Regions from separate parts of the Mus musculus genome. Here region 1 is linked to region 2. Evidence: chromatin loops called from intact Hi-C (ENCODE). Cell type or tissue: left cerebral cortex. All regions are shown on one strand. Links, peaks and the distances in the headings refer to the core of each region. The heading gives the core; the rest is flanking DNA.

Region 1 (7,544 bases), core at 1,137-5,136, 56 kb before region 2:
AGTGGTTTCTCCAGTCACCTCTGGCTGAATATTCTGAGTCTCTGAATAAAGTTAGAAAAGATAATGGAACAGACACTATTAAGTGTGGTCTAAGAACATCTTGCTTCAGAGATGGTGTTGTAGTTTCATTTTTTGTAGCTGAGATTAAACATGGGACAAAAAGCAACTTGTAGGAGACCATGTCTACTGAACTTGTAACATTTCCAGGTATAGCCTATTATAGGAAGGAAGTCATAGTGACTTGCTTAGAGCAGATAGTCACATCCATATTCAACACACCACCTGCCTAAGGAATGGTACCACCAGCAGTGGGCTTGGTCTTCTCATATCAATTAATTTAACTAAGAGAATCCAAGACAGTCCTCCCCACAGACATGCCCACAGGCCAACCCAATTTACATAGTCCCTCACAGAGCCTCTCTTCCTGGGGAATTCTAGGTTATACTGAGTTAACAATTGAATCTAATTATCATACAGATGATTCTTCTTGGAGTTTATCTAGCCCTGATTGCTTTTAGGAAAGTTTATGAGAAGTTCTGTTGGTTTTGAGTAGATGGCCCTTGAGTAGAATGCATTTGTACTGATGTTAAATACTCCAATGGTTGTGATGTAATATAATGAGATGAGAAAGTGGAAAATTACTTTGCTCCAGAGTAACTGGGTCATATTAAGAATATGTACTTGTGTTTTCTTAAAATAACTAAGCTTCTATGATTGTGTCCCAAATCAAAACCAAAAAACTTTTAAACAAAAATATCACAAATAAGAAATAAGTTTGTGCGGCCAGGCATGGTGGCGCATGCCTTTAATCCCAGCACTTGGGAGGCAGAGGCAAGCGGATTTCTGAGTTCAAGGCCAGCCTGGTCTACAAAGTGAGTTCCAGAACAGCCAGAGCTACACAGAGAAACCCTGTCTCGGGGAAAAAAAAAGTAAGTTTGTGAACATTAATGGTGTTGGTGCTTGGGGTGACAGAAGGACCTGAGGATAAGCAGGTTAGCCTCTTCAGTCCTGAATAAACATGCCTGTCCCCATTCTCTGAGCTTCTCAGTTCACAAACTCTGGGGAACAAGCACAGAGAGCGTCTGAGGCTCAGAGGGAACGAATATCCAGGATTCGGTGCTCAGTAACTACCAGAGACTTCAGAGCTTTGGGTTCTCTAGCCCAGTGAAGAAACACAAAGCCTGCAGCTTGGCCTCCTGTAGACCCTGGGGTCTACAGTGTCCGTGACAGTAACTTTCAGAATTTAACAATTACATACCTAATTGGCCTTTGAATTGTCATCTTCCCAGGGATGAAAAGATTACCTGGTGGTATAGGCTTGTGATCTTACATACTCAAGAAACTCAGTGAGGCTCTGTTTAATATTAAAAGGTAAAAATGAGGTGCAATATGAGAGATGGTTTTAAAGCATACATGAGGCTCCAGGCTCAGTGTAAGGGGAGAGGGGCAGACTGACAGAAAATTGTGACGGCTGCGATTTAATGGAATTTCAAAGTAAAACTACAGCTGCCTGCCTGCCAAGCTACTTGCCTCCACTGTTGCTCTCGAGCATTGGGTACAGGGCAAATTGGGTAGGACTTGTAATTTTCATTTGTGTCTGGTAAAGATATTTGCTAGAATCTATGATTCTCCATATTCGTTTCTCTCCATAGTCCCTGTCTGTATGCTGTGCATGTATATGTGGGTATTGGTTCCTATAGGAGTCCCTGTCTATGTGGGCCCACATGCACATAAGGTCAACCTTAGTTCTCATTCCATCTCGACTTTAAAAATATATCTCTCTCTCTCTCTCTCCCTCTCTCTCTCTCTCTCTCTCTCACTCACTCACACACACACACACACACACACACACACATACACACAGTGTGTGTGTGTGTGTGTATGCACAAGTATGCATGCATGTACATGCATGCATGCCAGCATGCCAGGATGCATGTGTGGAGGTCAGAAGACAACCTGTGAGAGTTTATTTTCTTCTTCCACAATGGGGATCATCATCAGGTCATCAGGCTTGGTGGCAGTTGCTCTTACCTGCAAAGTTCTCTCACTGGTGCCACCTCATGTTCTGAAACAGGGCCTGTCATTGGCTGGGAGCTAGCCAATTAGGTTAAGCTGGTTGGGTAGTGATCATCATGGACCTGCTTAACTTTGCCTTCCCAAAATTGGAATTCTGATAGAGCGCTACCACGTCTGGCTTTTTCTTTCCCTTCTTCTGTGGATTCTGGGTTCAAACTCTAATCCACATCCTTCTGTAGCTACTGAGCTATCTCCCCAGATCCTCTTTCCTAGTTCTTTATGAAGAAATGTGGGAGACTAATTCCTCACAGCCACAGTACTGACAATGGTGGTGAATACTCCTGCTATATCTGCTGCCTCTACTCTAACCTCAGAGAGCGCTTTGAAGACACTCTTGGCCAGGCCTCACCACCGCAGAGGTGTCTGGGTTTGCCTTAGATTAACTAAAACTGAAGGGGCTGTTCAAGGATGGGAATGAGGGATGGAGAAGATAAAGTTCCTCCGCGCCAGGGGCTTTGCTAATTGCTGCACACTCCAGCATTAAAGTGAGCCATGAACTTCTCCCTACTGTGTCTGTCTCTACCCTTCCCAGAATGTCTTGCATATACTCTGCATGCCTTTGAAAGCAGAAGGAAGGACAGCTGATTGGATCTCAGTAAAGCATGACTCGTCAGCTTTTTAAGTAATCTATTCTTATTGGTCTTAGATTTTTCCTTAAACACCTTATGTAAAATAAACCCCCAGTATCAGAAAAGATTTGAAAACAAAGACAGCAAAATAGCAGCAAGTGTAGTTATTTGGTGAGAAGTTGTCAAGATTATCTTTAAATACTTGGCTTTGGAAAAACATCCAATTTGACCCCTAGGAATTTTGTAAAGTGTTTTACCCACTAAAGACATAGAAGGCAGTTCTATTGAGCTTTCTAAATGGGCTGTGTGAGCCCATTTGTTTAAACCAAACACAAAAGTGTCTTAGGTTTTAATGAATCTAACTGAAATTTTAGCTAAAAACAACTCATTGGAAACCAGATGGCACAGCTACCACTGTGAGCCAAGTTTAACTCTCTTGTTTTCTGAAGTGTGGATCCATTTAGCTCCATAGAACTCATAGTACAAAGAGGCCATTAATTCTGCAAGCCCCTGTACCATAGTCTATCTCTCTATCTCTCCCTCCCTCCCTCATTCTCTTCCTTTCCCTCTCTGTTCTTTCTTTACCACCTCCTACACATACACACACTTCTCTATAAGCACATGGCCACTCAATTTGAGGACCATAAGCTGTGTATATATGGTCACTAACATAGATCACCATGACACATTCCAAAGGAGAAATCAACCTCAAATGGCAAGTTTTTGTCAGTGTGCCCACGTGTGGCTGTGTAAATTACTTTTTTTCTAGGGAGAGAGAACATCCAAGCTCCTAAACCATCTAATGAGAAAACAGAGGTAATTATTAACTCATAATGAGATTGTGATCATTTCATTGATTGTTTTTACATGAAACCATACCAGGGAGATAGGCAAGTCTCTCAGAGTTCCCAAGAAAGTCCAGAGAACAGAAAGAGAAATCCTGAGAACCAGGCTGAATCAGCAGAAGGGCACATGTCTAGGCATGGATTCCCTAGGAAAAAAAAAAAAGTGGAGAGAAGCCATAAATGGGCCTGAGGTGGAAGGAGTTCCTTTGAAATCTGTTGTAACTTGGCACTTGGCTGACCCCAGCCAAGAGAAGCCTAGACTTGGCTCACCTTTAATGGTGTCATAGATAGCTTGTGCGGTTGCTATAGGTAGTTATTTTGAATCCAGGTTTCCTGTTGGCTCAGCTTCCTTTGATGGACAGGGGGCCTTGGAAATAGGTGAGGGGAGTCAGAAACCAGCCAGAGGGCTCCACACGTGAGTCATCTTCCTGTGTCTGAGAACAACACTATTGCCGCTTCCTCTCTGACAGCTGCTCCTGTCAGTAAGAACATCATTCGTGAGCCAGACTGGTCTTTAAGGGATCCTTATTTATTGGTGCTGAAGGTTTCTGGATTGTTCATTTTCTTTGTTTTGTTTCTCCACAGTTCTCAATAAAATATTAATCACAAAAGATTTTTTAGAATCACTTCTAGTTTCCCAAGGACACTAAGAGTTATACCCACCAAACCTTGGTTCAGCTATATTTTATTGCCCACGTGGCTTCCTGGAGACAGCACATATGCTTTTCATTTTGCTGCCATTATTCTTCATGAGATTACAAAAATATCAATCATGGCTGTGCTTAAAAGAAAAAAAAAAGGAAGACAATAGCGGAAGAATATGCTTGGAATATAAGCATAAGGGAAACGCATTCATCTGTGGTGTCCAGGGACAGTCTGAGTACAGGAACCCAAACAGGCTCACTTCCCTTGGGAATCAGATTCATCAGCCATGGAACCAGAACTGGAGCCATTGCTTGTGGTTGTCAGAGATGTTTGGAGGTATCCCCTCAGCAGTCTATAGTCTGGGTCCTATCCACCCTGCTGGTGTAACGTGATGAGCCTAGGTTAGGATGGAAGAGTAGCAATGCCTCCATTTCATGGTGCCAGCTCAGCTGCTGCTTAAATGGGTGGCAAAGATGAAGGAAGAGTTAATGCCTCCAGAGAGGGTGACACAGCCAGTTGGTATCCCTGGAGATTCCCAGCTATTGGAAACCTTAGCTGGACATTTTGTAAGTGGAATGGGTACTGGCATATGTGCCATGTCTAGCATGCCCCAATTGCCATCTGAATGTTCTTCTCCATTCCAGGTAGTCAGCTCAAGGTCGGTGTTGTGATAAATAGAAGCACAGTTAACAGAGGGCTCCTGCAACAAGGATATTAACCATTGTATGAACATCTGACACACAGATGCTCTCCCAACTCCTATCAGGGAAGGATGGTGTTACCATTCCTGGAGGAGATCACTGAGGTTGTTCAAATGCTAATGGTTTTTAAAGGGAGACCTTGAAAGTTTTTAAAATTGTGTATGTGGTTAGGTGTAACTCTGTGTGACTATACACACACACACACACACACACACACATACATGAAAAAAGAAAGAAAAATACCCAACTGTGTGGTGTGGTGTGTGTGTGTGTGTGTGTGTGTGTGTGTGTGTGTGTATGTGCGTGTGTGATGTGGCGTGCAAATGAAGGCCACAGGTCAACCTTGGGTGCTGTTCTTCACGTACTGTCTACCTTGTTTCTTGAGACAGCTCCCTCTTGTCCCACCTCCACCTCTCCAGCTCAAGCATTAACGATACACACTACAACTCTATTATTTTCATGCAGGTGCGAGGGACACATACTCAGGGCCTCACGCTTGCTTGGCAAACAGTGTACGGACTGAGCTCCAGCCTCTCCAGCCCTAATTATCTTCTTTATGGATTGTGTTTCCATTATTTCATTTCTTAGCTAGATAGAATTTCTCTTGGCTCTGGGAATGGTGGGGCCATTTGTTGAATAATGTCTGATAGTATAAGAATGTCTGGCAGTTTTCTTTCTGTCTTTATACATACTGAATCAGGCAGATGCAAAATAAACTCTCGAAGAAGAAGCAAGTCTCAAGCAAGCCCTGGAACAGCCATGCACAGAATAGGCACCAGCCTGAGCACTACACAGACTTTGCTTTTTGCCCAGTTAGGAACTTCAACTCTCTTCTTTTGTCTTCTGTGTCAATATTAGTAAACATCTGTCTTACTGTGTCTCGGTGCATTTGTATAATTCTACTTTACTCCCCTTCACTTAGTTCCCCCGGGGGCTGGACCCCACCCTATGCTACCAGTTACCAGTGTATACTGGGCCAGTAACTCCAAAAGACAGGGAAATTTCACAGCCATAGAGGTCTTGGAAAGGACTGAAAATCCTTTTTGAAACGATGACTTTTTTAGTCCCCTCCCTCAATATCTCTGAAATGCTGAATGCCAGCCATCATATCTGAAAAATGGGAAATAAAAACATCCATTTTGCTAAGGCTGGGAGAAGTGCCTCAATTTGTAAACTGCTCGCTGCATAAGCATCAGGACCAAAGCATGCATGTCAGCATCCAGAGAACCTAGGTTCCAATCCCAGCACCCACATGGCAGCTCACAATGGTCTGTAACTCCAAGACAAGACAACCTCACACAGACATACATGATGGCAAAACACCAACGCACATAGAGTGAAAATAAATACACAAAAAATTAAGGTGGAAGAGCAATTGAGAAGAAACACAGCATTGGCCTCTGGCATGCACATGCACTCACATGTGTGCATACAGTACCCCTACACACACACACACACACACACACACACACACACACACCTACATACATACATATATACATACATACATACATACATACATACATACATACATACATACATAGATGCATACATTCATACAACACACATTCCAGTTTTGAGCCTATGGTATGAGACGCTCTTTTGCTAGGACATTGGCACTTCAGCTTGAACTCCTGTTGTCTACTGGCTCATTAGAGCACACCATGTTTAGTCTCAGCTCCTTTGGAGCAGCAGTATGGTAGATAGACACTTGGCTGGCTACCTAGCAAGACCTTTTCCTTTTTGGAAATTTGCCACTGCAAGATGTTTTAAAAATCTGTTGAGCAGGTGATGTCTAGGTACTAACTAGAAAAACAACTAAAACGTGCAATCCAGTGTTTGCAAAACAGGCTGTTCTCAAAACAATTAACCATAGGATTCTGAAGCAATCTTAGCTGGAACTAAGCTATGTAAACTTAGTTTTAACAAAATAGCATTAACCACATACAGGACTCTTGCAAAATTCACCATTTCATTGGGTTAAGTAGGGAGTCACGATCCTTAGGCATGTTCTTGATTTATGTGAACCTGTGATTTTCCCATTAAAAGTGGTGATTAATATTTTCTCTGCCCACATGAGGTTTATGGCTAGGTGTCTCTCCTGAGACTGTCAGTCCTTTACTTTCTGAATTGAATTGGCATCCATAGAATGCATTGCTGCAGCAGCACATCTGTAATAGGCGCAGTAGGGTGTGGGTATAGATGGCTTGGGAGGCTGGGCTGAGGCAAGGTGTTTCAGATACATTGAAAGTGGCTTTGCCATGTCGTGTTTAGGGCTGAGCATCAGTCTCTGAGTCTTTGGAGAAGCTGTATGACTCATCTGTGTTCTAAATCATCATTTATTTTGCTTCTCAGAACACCATCCAAAAGCCATGCCCATATTCTCCACAACAAACATATTGGCCTTGCTTATTTGAATACACTCAAGACACAGATCCCATTTTCTGCATATTACTTTCTCAAGATATTTTTTTTATTTTTCAGAATTTTATACCTTTGTACAACATGACCCTCTCTATCCTCCATTTATCTGTCTATGTACTTTTGTGTCCCCATAATTACCCCACCCTATTTCAGCTTAAAAAAATAATCACCCAGGAATTCTAATTACTGCACTGGTGTGGGGCCATCCATTGGTGCATGGGAAGTCTACCAGTAGGGACACCTTAGAGAAAACATAAGATCTCCCTCCTTCTCCCAGTTGTCAG
Region 2 (7,544 bases), core at 2,344-6,343:
CATGTAGAAGAATGCGAATCGATCCATACTTATCTCCTTGTACTAAGGTCAAATCTAAGTGGATCAAGGAACTTCACATAAAACCAGAGACACTGAAACTTATAGAGGAGAAAGTGGGGAAAAGCCTTGAAGATATGGGCACAGGGGAAAAATTCCTGAACAGAACAGCAATGGCTTGTGCTGTAAGATCGAGAATTGACAAATGGGACCTAATGAAACTCCAAAGTTTCTGCAAGGCAAAAGACACTGTCTATAAGACAAAAAGACCACCAACAGACTGGGAAAGGATCTTTACCTATCCTAAATCAGATAGGGGACTAATATCCAACATATATAAAGAACTCAAGAAGGTGGACCTCAGAAAATCAAATAACCCCCTTAAAAAATGGGGCTCAGAACTGAACAAAGAATTCTCACCTGAGGAATACCGAATGGCAGAGAAGCACCTGAAAAAATGTTCAACATCCTTAATCATCAGGGAAATGCAAATCAAAACAACCCTGAGATTCCACCTCACACCAGTGAGAATGGCTAAGATCAAAAATTCAGGTGACAGCAGATGCTGGCGAGGATGTGGAGAAAGAGGAACACTCCTCCATTGTTGGTGGGATTGCAGGCTTGTACAACCACTCTGGAAATCAGTCTGGCGGTTCCTCAGAAAATTGGACATAGTACTACCGGAGGATCCAGCAATACCTCTCCTGGGCATATATCCAGAAGAAGCCCCAACTGGTAAGAAGGACACATGCTCCACTATGTTCATAGCAGCCTTATTTATAATAGCCAGAAACTGGAAAGAACCCAGATGCCCCTCAACAGAGGAATGGATACAGAAAATGTGGTACATCTACACAATGGAGTACTACTCAGCTATTAAAAAGAATGAATTTATGAAATTCCTAGCCAAATGGATGGACCTGGAGAGCATCATCCTGAGTGAGGTAACACAATCACAAAGGAACTCACACAATATGTACTCACTGATAAGTGGATACTAGCCCAAAACCTAGGATACCCACGATATAAGATACAATTTCCTAAACACATGAAACTCAAGAAAAATGAAGACTGAAGTGTGGACACTATGCCCCTCCTTAGAAGTGGGAACAAAACACCCATGGAAGGAGTTACAGAAACAAAGTTTGGAGCTGAGATGAAAGGATGGACCATGTAGAGACTGCCATATCCAGGGATCCACCCCATAATCAGCATCCAAACGCTGACACCATTGCATATACTAGCAAGATTTTATCGAAAGGACCCAGATGTAGCTGTCTCTTGTGAGACTATGCCGGGGCCTAGCAAACACAGAAGTGGATGCTCACAGTCAGCTAATGGATGGATCACAGGGCTCCCAATGGAGGAGCTAGAGAAAGTATCCAAGGAGCTAAAGGGATCTTCAACCCTATAGGTGGAAAAACATTATGAACTAACCAGTACCCCTGAGCTCTTGACTCTAGCTGCATATGTATCAAAAGATGGCCTAGTCGGCCATCACTGGAAAGAGAGGCCCATTGGACACGCAGACTTTGTGTGCCCCGGTACAGGGGAACGCCAGGGCCAAAGGGGGGGAGTGGGTGGGTAGGGGAGTGGGGGTGGGTGGGTAAGGGGGACTTTTGGTATAGCATTGGAAATGTAAATGAGCTAAATACCTAATAAAAAATGGAAAAAAAAAAAAAAAGAATTTAGCAAGGCCTAGGAGATAGGGGAGTTGTGATATTGCATTATTCATGAGGCCTGCCAAGAGCAGAACCCCCTGGTGCTAGCCTTCTCAAGGTTCAAAGGTATAGCACTAGAGTGTGAAATCCTTACCTGTCACTAAGCTGACCCTAGGCAGGACTGCTTTATCTTTACTGTAAACATTTACCTGGTTCCTGTAAGTCCCTTTGTAGTCATTCCTTTGTTTTGTATCAGGTAACTTCAATGTACCTTGCCTGCTGTGACTTCCAACCCCATATATTTTCTGTACTATATAAAACTGGTATTCACTTTGTGAGAATACATTCAGGTTCTACACAATCTCACATGTTGATCTGTCTGTCACTGGCTAATGCCTTGCCCACCTGCCCCAGAAACTCATTCCATGCAGACAAAGGGACCCAGAGGATCTGCAGCAGGGTGGGTTGAGGAGCAGGGGGAGGGAGGACAGGGGAGGAGTTTTTTGGAGGGGAAACTAGGAAAGGGGATAACATTTGAAATGTAAGTAAAGCAAATATCTAATAAAAAAAGAATCACATTAGAGATTCTCAGATAGTGACTAGAAATTCTTATTTTAAACAGTACAACGTAAGATCCTTTTGATTAAGTCTAAATAATTTCTGTCCCTCTTCAAACCCTCTTCAAACCCCATTTTATTTCAATATATACCTTTCTTTAGTCATCACAAAAGGAAATTTTATGCCTCATGACACTTTATTTTATGAATGCTGTAAATCTGAAAAACAGAACAAAACCAGTTGAAGTTTTCAACAACAGCCCACTGTTTAAAAAAAAAGAACATATGCTTGCATACATTCCTATAAATCCAAGAATATATTAACATTGAGAAAGAAATTAGTGCTACCCTTTCAGATATTAAACATGGGAGACTATAAATCAATCGTTTTACTTATTCATGCTTTTATTCATTCATTTGATAATTCAACAAATATAACAAATATTTACTGGATGCTTATTTTGCACCAAACATTATATGGTTTGAGGGAAAGATAGCAGATTCATTAATAAATGATGTTTTTGTTTCAAATAACTCTCAATGGCTAACCCTATAAAATGGATGGAATCTACATCACATGAAATTGCTATTTACCTTAAATATATGTACTAAAAATAATTTCTGGCTGTTTATCCTATCTTTAATAAATATGCTGAAAATATTGTGTAAATATCTAAAAAAAAAAAAAAAAAAATGAGCCTTTCCCCTTGAAAAGAAACTCATTTCCATCACTGGTTGTTGCTTTTATGAGTAGAGAACTTCCTTTGTAGACATACACTAAGTCACTGTCCTAGGGAAACAAATGAATCTCATTACTTGAGAGCAGAAATCCAAGAAGGTGGGACTTTGTAAGTGTGGGAGTCTAAAATGGTCAGGAGAACGGCTCTGAGCAGAGGCTGCTGCCTTGCCCTTAGTGCAGGATTTATGAACTGGGGTGGGGGGTGGGGCTGCTGACAAGATGGAAAACCTAATTTTTTTTGTAATCCCAAGAACTTTCATTTAAATTGTTTACACTGGTTTTTGCCTTAACAAAAGAATGACTTTGTCTGTATTCAAAACTGATTGTGAAGCTCCTGGCTCTCGGTTTAGATTAACATTGACCTAAGGTTCTTGTCCACACCTTGCTTCTCAGGACCTTCGGCTGTCAAGGTACTCTACCGTGAATTTGCAAAGCCTATGATTTTTAGCTTTGTTCTGGTTTTTGTTTTTTTCTGTTTGTGGTGGGGAGCACTGAGTGTGTATGAGTGTGTGTCCATCTACATATGACCATCCATGCAGAAGCCAGAGGAAGGCATTAGCTATCTTCCTCAGTCTACTTTCCACATTATATTTTAAAGACAAAGTCTATTCTCCAGACTCAATGCTCCTTTTGATGAAGATGCCTGACTTGTGGTTACCCATGATCCACCTATCTGACTGTGACCCAATGCTTGGATTATATTGTTACATGCAGCCTAAGGTCTACATGGGTGTTAGGTATTTGAAGTCATATCCTCTTGCCTGCTTGTCAAGTGCCATTATTGAAAAGTGAGACATTTCCCCAGCCTGACTTTCCCTACCTTTAACCTGGCTAAAACCTTACTCCTAATTCCTATTTTTTTTTCTGTTTGAGTTTAATATTTTGAGATGCAGAATTATACATACTTACTATTTCTGTGTATGCATGTGCATTTGTGTGTGGGTATGTGTTTGTGTGTATGTGTAAAAACGTATGTATTTATGGTGGGGTATATGTGGAGGCCAGAGGACAATTCCAAGAATTATTCCACAAGACCCATACAGCTTAAGTTTTGAGACAAGACCACTCATTGGCCTAAAGCTTGCTCATTACGTTAGGCTGGCTGGCCAGCGAGTCCCAGGGATCTGCCTGTCTCTGGTCCTCCAGTATCCCCTGCCTGTGTATTTCTGTGGGAGCCAGGGATCTGGTTCCTTGTGCTTGCAGGGCAAGCACTTCACTGGCTGGGCTGTTATCACAGCCTATGTTTCTTCTCCCCTTTAGGTTAATTCCTTTGTTGGAATCTGTGGAGCTCATATGTATGTGATGAGTCACTCCTGCTAAGGAAATTACCCAGGAGTTCGCACATAGCTGCTTGTGAAATGGATGCTGTCACACTGGCTCTGCTTGGACATGGATGACTGATAGCCCATGATCTTGGTCTGTAGGCAGGCTTTGCTTGCTAAAAATACCAGTTGGCTCGGATTATTCAAAATGCCTTTGTTACTAGCAGAGCAAAAGCCTGCCCGCAACCTCGTGGACAGCGTGGGGGACACTTGGCAGTCCTTTTATCTTTGCATAACTTATACTTTGTTTGAGAATTCTCCAGTCTAAAAATAAAAATTAATTTTTTTTCTTTTTAAACCTCAATACATGCTCATTTAAAGTTGAATATGCAAGGCTGTTCAGTTTGCTTTTGTGTTTCTGTATGGAGGCATTTCCTATTGTGAGATTTAAACGACCCCTGGCAAATGAAGCAACTTCTTTCAAAGCTGCTGAATTTTGAGTTTGGTTCACACCTTCATAAATCATGCAGATGGGATCTGTGGCTCTTCCCAACCACACAAGATAAAAATACCACGTTCCTCCCGGAGCTTTCTAAACCTCCAAGGTCACTAGGCTGATTTTTTACAGGGCTGGGATTTCTTGGAAGTTGCTTCTAAACTTTTCTTAGTCTCTTCAGAGGTTTGGTTCATCCTAGGGAGAACTCAACCCCTTGATCCTGTTCCCAGCCCTGCTGCCTGACCCTCTCTTTCCCACTAAAGAGAAAGGATCCACTTATTGTCACTTATTCTTGTGGGTGACTGACTGGCATCATCTTAGAAGGACAGGCTCCTGTCCAGACATTCTGACTTAGGACCTACAACATTAAAATGCCATCTTGAGACTTTGTTCCTTTCTATAGGAACTTAGAGCTGATTAACTAACGAGTGACTGAATTCTCTCGGGATCTGGAAAATTATCTCAGAATTGACCTTCAGAAGTCACTGAGGTTGTAAAATGAAGTGGTTGGACTTCATGGTTCTCTGCCAAGACCTATGCTCTGTGCCATGTGAAGAAGACTGAAATCAGGGCTGACTCCATGCTTCTGTCATATCTAGGAGAGGTGGAGAATAAAGCACATTCTTGGCAAAAGTTATACACGTGTGTGTTTGCATATGTGTGCATGTGTGAATACATATGTGTATATGCATGTGCATATGTGTTTGTATACATGCCTGTGTATGTGTGCATGAGAGGGGGGAGAGAGAGATGTTGGAACTAGAGCTTCTCATAAACTCCATTACTAAGTAATATTTCTACCTCAACACTGCAAAGAAACAATATTGTGTTTCATAGTAATAGACAACTGGCAAAAATCTATAGCAATCAACCATGTGAATTGCGAAATGTGTCAGGACTCAGTTCTTAGAAAACAACCTTTTTTACTTAGACAGACATAGTTATTCAAGTAATCCAAGCATTTATTTTTATAATCTATTCACATTATACCATGCTCTTTTTAGAATCCATCCTTCAGGCCCCAAGCCAGTCCCCATCTGCTTAAGCACACTTCTCTCACCGAATTCAATTTAGCCTCCTTTCTTTCTTCCCAAGTGGTAGGAATAGTTTCTGACCCAGTTGTTCAGAGGATACTGATGATTTTTAAATCTCTGATTTCTTTCAGTATCCTGTCTGACACTTCCATTACTGCCTCCTTCCTTGGAACAACACGTTGTCTGGAGGGTAGACTGTCTCTTTGTTTTGTGGTACAAACTTGAGCAAAATGACTTGGCACTGTTTCATCAGAGGCCCTAGAAGCACCTATGCCCATTGCCTTTCAAGCTCCTTCTGCCCGGTGACATTACCACGCAATTGAACATGACCTCTAGGACAGAGTGGTCATGCTAAGAGGCAGTCAGCTATATATATTTGAGGGTTCTGGTTACTGGCAGCTTTCCATTTGTTAGTGAAACTAACGTTCACATCAGGTCTGTATGTCTATGGTTTATATATATGCATGTTCTTTTTTTGTGCAATGTACCTGCATATGTGTGTGTGTTAGCACTCGTATGCTGGATGTTAACCTCTGGTGTTTTCCTCAGGAGCTATCCATGTGTGTGTGTGTGTGTGTGTGTGTGTGTGTGTGTGTGTCTGAATGTCTGTGTGTGTGTGTGTGTCTGTGTGTGTGTGTGTGTGTCGTCTGTGTGTGTGTGTGTAAAGGTTGGGGCATCTCTTATTCTAACCAGTTAGGTTGCCAATTAGGTTACACTATTGAGCTGACAAGCTCTGGAGATCTTCCTGTCTCTGCCTGCCCAGTACTGCTCTCACAAGTACAGGTTGCATACCCAGTTTTATCTGGGTGCTGTGTGTGGAACTCAGGTCCTTGTATTTGCATGACAAACACTTCAAACCCTGAGCCATCTTCCTGGTCCCCGATGCTTATTCATAGCAATTTAACCAGAGTGGAGATGGGATAGTCCTGGCTAGGGAACATGTCTATGGCGGTTATCATTTAGTGTCAACTTGATAGGATCTTGTTGACAGAATATTGTATGTCTGTATGGATATGACCCCTGCTAAGAAAAATATGATGGCCTATAGCTTAGGCAAGAAATAGGAGGTGGGATATCAGGAGGCAGAAAGGATTCTGGGATACTGCCCAGTGGGAGATTTACCCTGAAAGATGTGAGGACGAGACAGATGCATGGTATCTGAACACATGTAACCAGCCACATGGTAGAATGTAGACTAGAATAAATGGGTTATTTTAAGTTATGGTCTAGTCAGAGAAAAGCCTAGCTGTATGGCCAATTGACATTTTGAGACTCTTATTTCTGGAAGCATGGGACTGGAAGGAAAAAACAGACCAAATGTTAATAGGATCTAGAATCACCCAAGAGCAAATCCTCTGGCCAAGTCAGTGATGTACTATCGAGACTAGGCTAGCCTCTGGCTATGTTTGTGAAGGGTTATCTTGATTAAGTTCCTTGATATAAAAGACTTATCCACTATGGTGAGACAATTCCATGAGCTGGGGTCCCAGAGTGAACAAAAGGCAGAAATCTAGCGGAACAAAAGCCTTCATCTTCCTCTGCTTCCTCACTATGGATACAATGTAACCAGCTGCTCCGATCTTCTCACACTTCGCCTTACTCACTGTGATAGGCTATGGCTTTGAACTGTAAGACAACACGCTTTTGTAACAGGTCATGTAACTAATGCAGTGTCTAGGTCACAAAGTTACTAAGATGATGTTTTTTATGCCTTAATGAGTATTCACTCTGGGTAAGGCCAAAGACAATAAAAAGAAAACTGAGATGAGAGTCATGCAAAAGATTTTTGTTTACTTTT

What was found. Hi-C counts contacts between places; a loop is a spot of excess contacts. Peaks named below come from ENCODE experiments on the same cell type or tissue, not always from the same donor. Only the 100,000 strongest peaks of a DNase experiment are listed, where the experiment ranks them.
Region 1: a loop joins it to region 2, with 1.8 times the contacts of the local background. A loop is called at or near these places in 1 of 42 quality-filtered maps.

The regions. Positions count from the first base shown.
Region 1 is chr3:28,464,270-28,471,813 of GRCm38, forward strand. All of the region lies in intron 2 of Tnik (TRAF2 and NCK interacting kinase), which reads left to right. Among named protein-coding and RNA genes, the nearest start is that of Mir466q, 48 kb to the left of the region's middle. In left cerebral cortex, for the core only: no CTCF peak of the experiment used is centred there; a DNase peak (open chromatin) is centred at 3,040; H3K27ac peaks cover 990 bases.
Region 2 is chr3:28,519,010-28,526,553 of GRCm38, forward strand. The region is part of intron 4 of Tnik (TRAF2 and NCK interacting kinase); the gene reads left to right. Among named protein-coding and RNA genes, the nearest start is that of Mir466q, 100 kb to the left of the region's middle. In left cerebral cortex, for the core only: no CTCF peak of the experiment used is centred there; DNase peaks (open chromatin) are centred at 4,333, 4,719 and 5,745; H3K27ac peaks cover 2,575 bases.